3 separate regions of the Homo sapiens genome follow, and all the other regions are linked to region 3. The links are chromatin contacts, found by Hi-C or POLR2A ChIA-PET in ENCODE. All regions are on one chromosome and are shown on one strand. The core of a region is the stretch at or near the end of the contact, and the rest is flanking DNA. Distances in the headings are between cores, read along the strand shown. Region 1 holds the start of UEVLD (UEV and lactate/malate dehyrogenase domains). Region 2 overlaps TSG101 (tumor susceptibility 101). Region 3 holds the start of TSG101 (tumor susceptibility 101).

The links. Hi-C counts contacts between places; a loop is a spot of excess contacts on that map. ChIA-PET counts read pairs that join two places held with the same protein, here RNA polymerase II (POLR2A). Pooled maps may share reads with other maps.
Region 1: a map of gastrocnemius medialis shows a loop between it and region 3 (9-fold over the local background). The contact joins the promoter of UEVLD here to the promoter of TSG101 in region 3. A Hi-C loop is called at or near these places in 22 of 168 maps with a recorded cell type or tissue (B cell, CD4-positive, alpha-beta T cell, CD4-positive, alpha-beta memory T cell and 17 more), 9 of 37 single-sample maps with no recorded cell type and 35 of 50 pooled maps. POLR2A ChIA-PET finds 5 or more read pairs at or near these places in 28 of 52 experiments (A549, BJ, CD4-positive, alpha-beta T cell and 21 more).
Region 2: a loop to region 3 is called in a map of PC-3, with 3 times the contacts of the local background. The contact joins the enhancer-like site here to the promoter of TSG101 in region 3. A Hi-C loop is called at or near these places in 4 of 168 maps with a recorded cell type or tissue (Calu3, OCI-LY7, PC-3 and 1 more) and 3 of 50 pooled maps. POLR2A ChIA-PET finds 5 or more read pairs at or near these places in 20 of 52 experiments (A673, AG04450, B cell and 15 more).

What each region holds. Positions count from the first base shown.
Region 1 is chr11:18,587,388-18,591,290 of GRCh38, reverse strand. It overlaps UEVLD (UEV and lactate/malate dehyrogenase domains), which reads left to right and starts at 2,557. Exons shown (of 12, transcript NM_001040697.4): 1 at 2,557-2,678. The coding sequence starts at 2,637. LOC112268073 (a long non-coding RNA gene) reads left to right here. Exons shown (of 4, transcript XR_002957242.2): 3 at 450-755; 4 at 1,011-1,198. RefSeq lists enhancers at 2,440-2,489, 2,395-2,689, 2,750-2,809, 2,850-2,999, 3,400-3,509.
Region 2 is chr11:18,491,467-18,495,248 of GRCh38, reverse strand. All of the region lies in intron 7 of TSG101 (tumor susceptibility 101), which reads left to right. Among named protein-coding and RNA genes, the nearest start is that of TSG101, 34 kb to the left of the region's middle. Within about 2 kb of position 2,213, at least 2 of the 41 ENCODE cell types and tissues checked have a DNase peak (open chromatin) inside an H3K27ac peak, as active enhancers do; they include PC-3 and PC-9, where a contact is called at or near this core.
Region 3 is chr11:18,525,586-18,529,616 of GRCh38, reverse strand. TSG101 (tumor susceptibility 101) reads left to right here and starts at 2,675. Exons shown (of 10, transcript NM_006292.4): 1 at 2,675-2,842. The coding sequence starts at 2,801. UEVLD (UEV and lactate/malate dehyrogenase domains) reads left to right here. Exons shown (of 12, transcript NM_001040697.4): 12 at 1-8. RefSeq lists an enhancer at 2,406-2,515.

The DNA.
Region 1 (3,903 bases), core at 1,308-3,807, 62 kb before region 3:
AAATGCTACATACACACACACACACTCACTCACTCACACTCTCTCTGGCATAAAGTGTGCATAGTGACTAGACCAGAAGAGAATTGGTTTGGTTGGAAGGCCTCTTTCATAAAAGGCTCTTTCATAAAAGATGGAAGAATCTTGCTCTGGCCTTGCTGCTAACTGGTATCTTTTCCTTATACCACGGATTTCTGGCAGGATCTATTAGAATTTGGAGCCCCTGGCAGTTCTACTGTTTTAAGGTTGGTTAGATCTGGCTGAGATGCACTTAACAGCCCTTCTATCAGCTTTTCTCTGTAATCTTCCTCCTACCTTGTCTTCTGGCCTACTCTTGCCTGACACTACTGCCTCTTCACAACACTGCAGAGTTATTAATATTTTTTTAAAGCTCAGTCAGATCATGTCACTGTTCTGTTCGAAACCTCCCAGTGGCTTTCTCTTTCTCCCAGATTAAAAGCCTGAGAAAGGAAGAGGCAGGCCCTGACATCTGAGAGCTGGTCTGACACAGCTAGACTTCAGGGTTGTTAGAAGCTGGCCTGATGCTCACAGCTTGGCCCAGTTATTCTTCTGTGGGACATAATCTCACAGAACACCAACATGAGACAAGGTCAGTCAGACTATAAAAAAGGGACACAACAACAAGGCCATTTCAAAATTGTGTCTAAGCAGAGACAAGAGAGCAAGGTCACTGTGCAAGCCATGAAATACCAAACGTCCTTCTCTGCTATTATGAGTGACTGCTGCTTCTTTACTAGGTATAGCTTTATCCTCACTCTAGTCTGTCCATCTTATAGACAATACTTATTCAGATACCTAGTCACAGAAATGTCCCTGCTTTCTGACAGCACCCAATCCAGGGTGAAGCCTGGCTTTCTTGAGCCCTCCCGCAAATCGCCCAAATTCTATAATAGGTTCTCTCACCCTCACCAAGCTGTCCCAATGGTCCTCCACAACACCTGCTTCCTCACTGCAAGAACTATTAATAATGAACTCAACTTGTTTAAGCACAGGTGTGTTCCTGATGGTCTCTGGCTGGAGGGCAGGGACAGGCCAGAGTCCTTACAATTGTCTACAAAGTCCCACAGTGGTTCTTGGACTTCATCACCCATCAGAATCATCTGGAAGAATTGTTAAAAGAGAATTGCTGGTCCCCAACCCCAGAGCCTGTGATTGAATAAAGCTGGGGTTGAGGTCTTAGCATCTGCATTTCTAACAACTCCCAGCACCTGAGGCTGCAGATCTGGGGCTCACACTAGAAGACTCACTTCTCTAAACCACTTGTTCCCCCGTCTTATTTCCCTGACTTAGCCTCCTTGTCTCCACTCCCATCTTACTTCATTCTACTCCAGCCACACTGGCCTCCTTGCTGTGTTGAGCCTCCCTGGGCACATGCCTTAGGCTACTGCTTTGTCTGCACTCGGATTCGTAACACTTACTCCCTCACCCCTCAGTGAGACCTACCCCAATCTCCCTACCCTTTTCAGAATTTATTCTCCACAACACGTAATCAACCTTCTGACATGCTGAATAATTTACTTATTACATTTATTGTTTTGCTCTCTCTCTGCTAATAAAGGAATGACACCCTTAAGACATCAGCTATCTGAGTGTATTTTGTTCACGGCTGTATCCTGAGACCTGGAAAAATAGCTGGCAAGTAGTAGATGCTCAACAAAAACTTTCTGAATGAATGTTCCTTCCAGCTTTTCAGCTTCTTCTCCTGAGTCAGGGCAGCACTCCCTTCAGATCTTCCTATAAATACAATCTCTCTCCTATATGTCCAACCTCTTGACAATTACAATATCCAGCTCCTGGGACTTTTCGCTTCAGTGGCTCAGGCCAGGGATACAGGGCAGGTAAGTCAGCCATGGGCCAAGGAGATCAAACAACGCCAGAAAATTACTGTATCCTGCATCTCTTCTTCACCCACCTTCTCCAGATGACCTTATCCACCCATCTCCCTCCTCTCTTGTTTTCCAACTATTTGTTCACCTGGATTTCTCCTCTCTTTGACCACCAACATTGTTATGGCACCCCTAAAAAAAATAAAAAAAGCAACCACTCTCCCCGTGCTAAGCCACCCTCATGCTGGGGCTGTCCTATCTCCGCTTCTCCGGCAAGGCTCCTCCTGACTTTGTTTTTCCTTTCTACTCCCTGAAATTTTGCTTCTGAAGTTCCATTACCGCCTCCTTCCTAAATTCAACTGCAATTTTCGGTCTTGCTCTTTCCTGATACACTGTGGAATTTAATACATCTGTCTGGAAACTCTTCAAGAACACCGCGTGTTGCCTCTACCTCCTTTAGTGCTTCTACTCCGGTCCTTCCTAGTCTTCTCTTCATAAGTGTCCCCAAGTTTCCTTCCAGGAAGATGGGTCGTGGTTTCCTTGACGCCAATGCGTTTCTGGCCGTGCCCTCGTCACTTGCCCACTCCGGGGTCACGAAGGAGAGGCCCCGGATTCCGGGCGCAGCCGCGGCTGAGCCCGGGGCGTTGAATGCGGGTGGAATTTCCAGTCTGGGAAGGGGCGGGGCCTTGGACCGCCGGGAAGTTTGGTCCTCAGCGGCTTCCGTCCTGCAGCAAGTCCGGAAGAAGGTCCGGGGGCTGGAGTCCTGGGACCTAGCTCGGGACCGGCCTGGAGATGGAGTTCGACTGCGAGGGCCTGAGACGGCTGCTTGGCAAGGTGCGGGCAGTCCGCTGGGCCAGTTTGGGTCCTCAGGGTCTTGCGGGGGGTGCCTCTGCCTTTGGCCAGGTTGCCTCCGTTTTGCGTTTCCCGGCTTGTAGTGGGGCTTGGAGCCGGGGCGGCTGGTCTGAAACCGGCTATGGGGCGCGGCCCCAGGGAGGCTGAGGGGACCTGGATTCTGATTTCTCCCGCAACTCTGAGGTTTCCCAACCTCCACCTGGTGCGAGCCCTCCTCATACCCCCAGCTTCACTGACCTCAAACAGCTCCCAGCACACGCCTAACCACGCCTTTCTCTCTTTCTCTCTGCTGAAATGGTCTGCCTTTTTTTTCTTTTTTCTTGAATTGCAAAGCTCATCCTTTGTAAGACCCAACTCAGTCACTCCCTGTAAGATTGAATCAACCCTTCTGTTTTGAAAGATATCGATTATCACATTGTGGAGTAATTATGTATTTACAAACCGTAATCTTGCTGTGAGCCCCTTTGACTGCAGACATTGTGCTTTTGTATTCCCTTCCTCTAGCCACTATGTTTGACAACACCATAGGTACTAAGTAACTGTGCAGTGAATGAAAGACCTGAGTAGATTTAGAGATGAAGACAGAGCTTGAAGGCCCTGGAGAGATCTTAATGTTGGAAGGCTGGGGAGTAGGCGGGCCGACCTAGAAATCTGACCTATATTTCTGAGACCTGACTAGCCTGAGTTTCCGGTGTACAATCTGAGGGAATCCCCGCCAATTTTCTAGTTAAGAAGACTAGTTTTCACCAGTTTCCTAGTTAAGGTGGTTTTTTGTTTTTTGTGTTTTTTTTTTTGACAGAGTCTTGCTCTGTCCCCCAGGCTGGAGTGCAGTGGTGCGATCTAGGCTCACTGCAACCTCCACCTCCCGGGTTCAAGCCGATTCTCGTGCCTCAGCCTCCCAAGTAGCTGGGACTACAGGCGCGTGCCACCATGCCTGGCTAATTTTTGTATTTTAGTAGAGATGGGTTTTCACCATGTTGGCCAGTCTGGTCTCGAACTCTTGACCTCAAGTGATCCACTCGCCTGAGCCTCCCAAAGTGGTGGAATTACAGGTATGAACCACCGCACCCGGCCTTAAATAATTCTTAATGCTTCTTAAGACTTCCTAATGCAGAAACCATAGTTTATGCCATTTTTGTTATACTTGCCTCTTTCTTTGTTGGGGCAGTTTACATACCCGTGGGAGGTTTTGAAGTCCTAAGATTGA
Region 2 (3,782 bases), core at 964-3,463, 34 kb after region 3:
TTAAAGCCAATACCTACCACAGAATTTTTCTTGGTAAAACTTCATAAATACTGTATATTTCAACCTCTGAGTTTTAAAAATGTCATTTTAAGATTTTGTTCCTAAAAATCAAATAAACAAGGATCAGAAACAGTAAGTTTGGAAGGGTGCTATTAACAGAGATTCAGGGACCAGTTTTACCTTTGTTAAAGTGTTGTTTAAAAATGTGGGAGTGGAAAACCCTGAAAATGCTGCAGCTGAATGATGTGTTTCTGTAGTTTCCACTCTTTAGTCCATACTGAATATTTAGATAAAGAAAGGAAAAGGTGAAGAAAAATAAGAGAGCTTACCTGTTAATATTTCTTTGAGGACAGAAGCTAGTAAACATGACAAGTTTTTCTTGACTGTCTTATCCAATGCTGTTCTTCCCTCTGGCCATCCTAGATTAAGTGTTTGGCCTACAGAAACTGTACTTTCAGGATATGGCACCCAAGGCACCCAGCCCATGTGGGTTTACTAGTGCACGCTTGCTTGTGTGCAGGTTTGGGTGCCTCTTCCCCACACCTTTCACAGACTTCCTTTGGGAATAACTGCCTCATCTTCAGGATAAGTAGCGTTTTCTTCCAATCCTGGACAGTCAGTGAGTCATGAGTGAAATTTAAATGCTGAGAGTTTAGTCTGCTAAATGTTAAATCCTTTTCTGCCAAAGCAATAATGATAACAGAAATAATGATAACAGAAATTCAAAGCAATAATGATAGATTTGAAAGCTTTTAAAAAAGCTATTGTGTAAGTTAACAAATGATTTTTATTTTGTTAGTAAAGGAAAGGTAGGAGAAGCTGATTCATTTGGCTTCCTGTCGTTATTCCTATAGAATACCTCTAACATAATAGATTCTTAAATTAGTCTTTTCACAAAACGTTAATTTTAATGGAATTACTTTGATTCTGATTCATTTTTTTAAGAATAGAATTTTAACTCTCCTTCAGATTTATTGGCTTTTGTGCTTATGCCTACCAGGTAGCATCTTTCATCTTTTATGACTTACTATGATAGCTGAATGATTTTGTCACACTGTTTCTTTTTTGGAGTAGTTATTATTTTGCTGTCTCATTTTAGCAAGACTTATACCTACTTACCTTCACTTTTGAAAACTTTAATTTTTATGTAAATGAATTTAAACTTTTTTTGTGGTGTGTGTTTATTTTCAAGAAGTGTAAACCTGCTGATAGCTTTCTTTAAATTTTTTCTTATTGATTGTGTTGATAGAAACTTTCTAGAGCTCAAGTAAAGCGCATTTTTCTGAGTGTTTAAAAGATAAATTGAGGCCCCCTAATTTCTTTGGAAGAAAAGCTCCATAGCCTGCACAAAGCCTGTAAGTAGTATTAGAAGCTTACATATTCATACACTATAAATAAAAAGGACTTTTGTAAGCCATGTAATGGATTTGCAGTGTTTGCACTTAATAGCACAGATCAGAACTCCTTTGCTCATACAGTTGTCTGAAATGTTCTTCCTTCTTCAGAGATAGACCTGTTTTTTGTTTTTTATTATGAAAGAAAAATAATCCTCATATGTTCTCGGTCTAGTTTCTAAATAGATGGTCAGTAAGCTACTGTGTGGGATTACTTGGGCTCCATAGTTTGCTGTGTAGCACAGATGCCAGACCTAGGACCATTATGTGGGCCTGAGCAAGTAACATCCAGGAGTAAAAATGCTGGGCAGGTAGTTTACTTTTGCTGATTAAGGGTGAGGTCAGAAAAATTATCGTTGAGTTATAGTTTACTTTGGGCTTATGGATTCTTTCTCTAATATAAAATAGCTTCATTTGAGTTCCAGGAAGTAGTGATCGTTTGTAAATACTCTTAGGAGATAAATGAAACCGGGTGTCTTAAGTGTTTAAATAGTGGCTTTAAATCAGGTAGTGTATACTAGTGCACTGTGAATATACTTGCATAAATTATTCAATGAATTTTTGGGTCCATTGAGTGTAGAGTGTTGGTTTCCTAATACTAGAAAAATTATATCTTATTTCCTAAGGATTAAGTTTGGAGATCAGATCCTACCTGACATTTAAAGGAAGTTTTGCTTAAGATTGTTACTCAAAGTCTGTTAGCTCTTCAACTGCTAATCTGGAATTGTAGAAGGGCACTTTTGAAATCTGACTCTGCTTGAGTAAAAAGGTCAGTGTGTTGGGGACTTGGGGTATGGCAGTTTGCCAAAAACTCTTCTTATTCTTGTTATAGCAGGTATAGAGAATATTCAAATTTCTTCTAAGATGTTTGAGAAGAAAGTTTGGTTTGGTAAGTGTTCACAAAGTAGATGAGAATCTTCCACCAAATCTTTTTTCTTATTTGTTTGCATAAACATTATCTTAAAGTGGCATGGTTCATCGAATTTTGAACTTTGATGAGTTTTTCTTTTACTTCTTTGAAAAACTCTGGGTTTTTCTTTTTTTACTTTCTTATTTCAGATCTTAGTTATAATTCCTTTTTTTTTTTTTACAAAGTAGTTCGATTTTTTAAAGTTTAGATATACTTCACAGTGAAGTCTATGTGTGATAGAGATAAGACTAGGTCTAATCTTGGTGTTTGTAACTTCCTCAGGTGAACTGTGACCTTTATAGGCCAAGCGACTGCTGCCTCGGCTTGGTTCTTATTTTGAGGGTTAATGACTTTGGCTGGAAAGTCTTGGCAAGGACTTATTTGGTGGTATTATGGTAGCATTTGCCTGAACATATTCTATAAAGAGAAACAGAATGTAAATTCCAGGATTTAAATGTGTGTTTTTAAAAATAAGGATTTAAAAATTTAGCATCAGTATAATTTGACCCATTAGACCAGATATAATAGCTTTAACAAAGTATGTTGATGTGTTTATGTGTGAAAAATTCACTAACTATAAAAAGACTCTTAAGTTTTCATTAGTTCTGATAACTTCTGTGCCAATGAATGGAATACCACCACTGTTGCATGTGATTGAATGCTTAATTATAGACATATCATTTAGGTACGTAATCTATGGGAGAAGGATTTTCCTTCCTGTCTCACAAGAACCATCATAATATTTCATATAGATTATAAGACAGGTTCTTCTAGAAAGGTTTTAAAATTCCTTTTGCTAATGCAGCCTTACTATAAACTGGGGACTTAATGAAATCTTCAATAGTCATCATATCATGAATCATCCTTTGGATATGAAATTCTAAACCAAACTCTTGTAGAAATTGGCTCTTTTTCACTTTCTTTAAAGGACTTTTTAAGTACAGTATAAGAAATTAGAGATTTTTATTCGGTCTAAATTCTGTCCAGATGACTGAACAGCTAAGACTTTAATTCATATTAAGTCTGTGAAAGAGAGCTCACTCTCTGACGTATTTTAATCTGTATGTTCAGTGAGTGTGGAAAGATGTGTTGCCTTTTTATATGGCCTCATTTGAAGTAGACCGACTTATTCTACAAATTGCCATGAAGAGCAAGTTCTTGATTAGGTAAGAAAATACTCTTTAGTTAAGGACCTGTAAAGTTTGGAAGTTCACAAAACCACCTGCACTTCTGACACTCATTGCAAGTTCATGGTTTCCCAAGGCCACCCTAAAGTTCTATAATTATCTAGAAGGACTTTAAAAGCTCACTGAAAGCTATTATACTCACAGTTATGACTTATGGCAAAAGATACAGATTAAAATAGGCTGAGGAAAGACACGTGGGCAACCCAGAAAGTTTCAAGTGCAAAGCTTCTAGTTGTCTTCTCCCAGTGGAGTCATAGGCAGTGCTGACTTTTCCCAGTAACAGTATGTATC
Region 3 (4,031 bases), core at 1,426-3,925:
TAAAATCACCAGGAGATGCTTCATTTATTAAGTGAAACATTCAGATTAAGGAATTTTTTTCATATAATTCACACAGTACCCAGGATATTTAGTTATTTTGTGTAAAATGAAGAGACTAGATTTTATCATTTTCAAACTTTTAAAAATTATTTTTAGCAAGAAAACTTTTTAAATCTTTTTGTTTTTGAGCCAGGTTCTCACTATATTGCCCAGGCTGGACTCAAACTTTTGGGCTCAAGTAATCCTCCTGCCTCAGCCAATGGAGTAGCTGGGACTGCAGGTGCACCATCAGCTTATTTGTGTTTTCATCTGTGATAATCGGAGGATTTAAAATTCTCCACTAATATACGTGAGGATAGAAATCAAAATGCCTAATGAGTGGAAAAAAACTCATCTTTAGTGTTGAAATGGCAAGCAACTTTCAAAAGCATTTCAACTACTATTACCTTCACATTAAAAAATTAACTGATTTTGCATATTTCTAAAACCACAAAGACATTTTCCCCACACACATTCAATCCTCCATGGTTCCAATGAAATAGATAAGAAGTTAACACTTTATATTGAGGTATAGTGTTGACCCTAAAAGATTGCAAAAGACTGATAGTAAACATGCAGCAAGAAAGCTTTTTTAAACAATATATTGCTGGGCACAGTGACTCACACCTGTAATCCCAGCACTTTGGGAGGCTAAGGTGGGAGGATCACCTGAGCCCAGGAGTTCTGAGGCCAGCCTGGGCAACAAAGTAAGACCTCATCTTTACAAAGAAATTAAAAATTAGCTGGGCATGGTGGCACACGCATGTGGTCCCAATATACATGGGAGGCTGAGGCAGGAGGATCACTTGAGCCAGGGAGGTCGAGGCTGCAGTGGGCCATGTTCACATCACTGCACCATGACCTGGGCAACAAAAATATATAAATGGGCTGGGCGCAGTGGCTTACGCCTGTAATCCCAACATTCTGGCAGGCTGAGGCGGGTGGATCACCTGAGGTCAAGAGTTCCAGACCAGCCTGGCCAACATAGTGAAATCCTGTCTCTACTAAAAATACAAAAAATTAGCTGGGTGTGGTGGTGGGCACCTGTAATCCCAGCTACTCGGGAGGCTTAGGCAGGAGAATCGCTTGAACCCGGGAGGCAGAGGTTGCAGTGAGCCAAGATCACACTATCGCACTCCAGCCTGGGAAGCAAGAGCAAAACTCTGTCTCAAAAAAAAAAAAAAAAAAAAAAAAAAAAAATATATATATATATATATATATATATATATATATATGTAAAATTTATTTTAATATTTATAAATGTTGCATTTATAAAATATATAAATAATATATATTACCTGGCATTCCTCCAACTCACAAAGGTACAGTTGCTCTAATTAAAGGGACTCCTGGTTAAGCCGTGGCTTTAAGAACAGTTTGAAAACCTTCTTGCTTTTAAAAGACATAAAACAGCAAGTAAAATGGAAGGACAGACAGACCTCTAGTTTGGTTTGACTGGAGCTGTATGCTTAACTAAGGAGCTGAAAAACAGAGGCGGAGGTTGCAGTGAGCCGAGATGGTGCTACTGCACTCCAGCCTGGGCGATGGAGTGAGAGTGACTCAAAAAAAAAAAAAAAAGAAAAAGAAAAAGAAAAACAATACCTATTAATAGCCTTTATTTGTGCGTGTTAGCAACAGTTTATAATGATGCTTCCACATGCTTTCAGTTAGGCCCTCCTTGTGAATGTGACCTTCACTTAGACGCCAACTTTGAAGGGAATCAATACTACGGCCTTGTTCTCATTAGGGCTGTACTAAAATAATTGAAACTGTCACACATCATCAAACTCAAAATTTTACAATACCTTGAATGACACTGTGCTTACAAAACTGACGGTGATGTGTAATGATGACTAATGTAAGTCACCATGAAGAATTTTTATGGGAAGTAAAAATTCAATTAAGATGGAAGTACCTACCCTTGCATTGTGCAAGGCAATGAAGATCTGAAGGAAGCCTGCCTTCAAGGGCTTGGATTTTGACAGCGGACAGGTACACAAATACAGCACCAGGTAAAATACGGCCTGTATTATCATTTATGGGTGGGTACAGAGGAGAAATTCTGACTTACGGAATGATTTCCTGGAGAAGAAATTACTATCTGGCTTCTTGTGAAACAAAGGCTCTACACTTTACCCTTGCCAACGTATAGTATGAAGGTCTTTAAGCTTAAAAAAAATCATTAATTAGAGGACCACTGGGCATCATCTAAGGCAAGTGTATGACTTTAGAGTCGGGAGAAATTTGCGCCTGAGCTAGAAATGCACTAGCCTACCATTATCACAAGAGCAAGTCAGTGACAGAACAGTTCTCTGACCGCCAGTGCAGTGCCCTCCCACTTGATCAATCAGTCATTAAGGCTCACTGGCAAGCCCTTCGTACTTCTTCCCTCTCCGGCACTAGCTTCCTTAAGTCGACTCTGTGAAATACCTGCTAATCTTATCCTGAACCAGAGTTTCGACCCTCGGAACAGTCTTGCCCACATCTTTGGGACCCGATTCGTCCTGCTGATTCCGGCACTCGAGGGGCGGGTTGGTTGGAACCCACCCCACCAGGCCCCTCTCAATCCCACACGGTGTCCACCCTTGCCCGCAGGACGGCGGCCCGGAAGTGACGTAGTGGAAGCGGAAGTGGTGTAGTGGTGCCGACTTCCTGTTGTTTGAGGCCGGGTTGGGGGTGTGCGATTGTGTGGGACGGTCTGGGGCAGCCCAGCAGCGGCTGACCCTCTGCCTGCGGGGAAGGGAGTCGCCAGGCGGCCGTCATGGCGGTGTCGGAGAGCCAGCTCAAGAAAATGGTGTCCAAGGTGAGGCTGCGACGCGCTCGCCTCCCAGGGCGCGCCCACCGCTCCCTTCCGCGCCCTGTCGAGTCCGTCCCGGCCCAGCCAAGCAAGCTTCCCAGACGGGCCGGAAGCCCCGGTGCAGTCCTTAGCGACCTCCTCAGAACCCCGCCCCGAGGCGCCTGTCGCCTGGTGCGGGAATCCCCGTACGGGAGCTGGGAGGGTGGGGGACGGCGACAGTCAACAAAGGCGTGGAGCGGAGGCTACCTGACACCTGCCGCCCACCCGCCCTCCTCTCTTCCACTGAGTTTGGAGCTGTCTGTGGGGCAGTGTAGTTTTTCGTTTGTTTTTATAAACACAAACAAGGGATCATACTTAGTTGTAGATCTGAGGCAATCCTCTACTCCTGTCCCAATCTAGGGATCCTCCAGTCTTAGCCTTTCTTTTGCCGACCCGCAGAGAGTGTGGCCTTTTCAGTTTTGTATTCTCCAGAAAAGAAGCGAAAATACCAGTCCCTTACTGCCCCAGGTGAAATACATACCATTACCATTTCAGGGATTTTCTAAGAGTAACTACTTTTAAGTGTATGCTTCTTATAACGCGTATTTATTTGCTTTGAGCTTAATTTATGATCTTCACGGCTCAAGACTAGTGTTTTTTTTTTCAATTTTTAAAAAAGCAGTTAAGCATTTTGTATTTTAAAGCCATGATTTATTTATATAATTACTTCAAACGTGGCACCTCACACCAGAGTGGAATGGCTTTTGTTATGTTTTGTTGTAATTTTCCAAAACTATGTAAAATGATTGAGAGTTGAGTCTTGACCAGTTCAACGTGTTAGCTTGGGATAGTTTTGTCAAAGCAAGAATGGTAGCAATCAGCGGTTTAAGCGGTTTCAATTTTTAATAAAACACACTATTATGTGTAAAACTTTTTTAAAAACAGACTTTTTCCAGTTAAATCGCCCCCATAGTTCTTGATTGAAGACCAAATAATCTCTAAGGAGAAAATGACAGCTTTCAAAATAAAGCATATATTGGTTGTGTAATCGTATATTTTAGGCTTCTTGGTTTTGTTTTGATAAACTTGTTATCCTTAGTTATAGAAGACATATGGGAAGCCATAGAAGATTGTGACCCAGGTAAAGATCCATGTTGTAACTTTTATATATCACTTTTTGAAAAAAACGGTATATTGTTTTACATAGTATGTAACT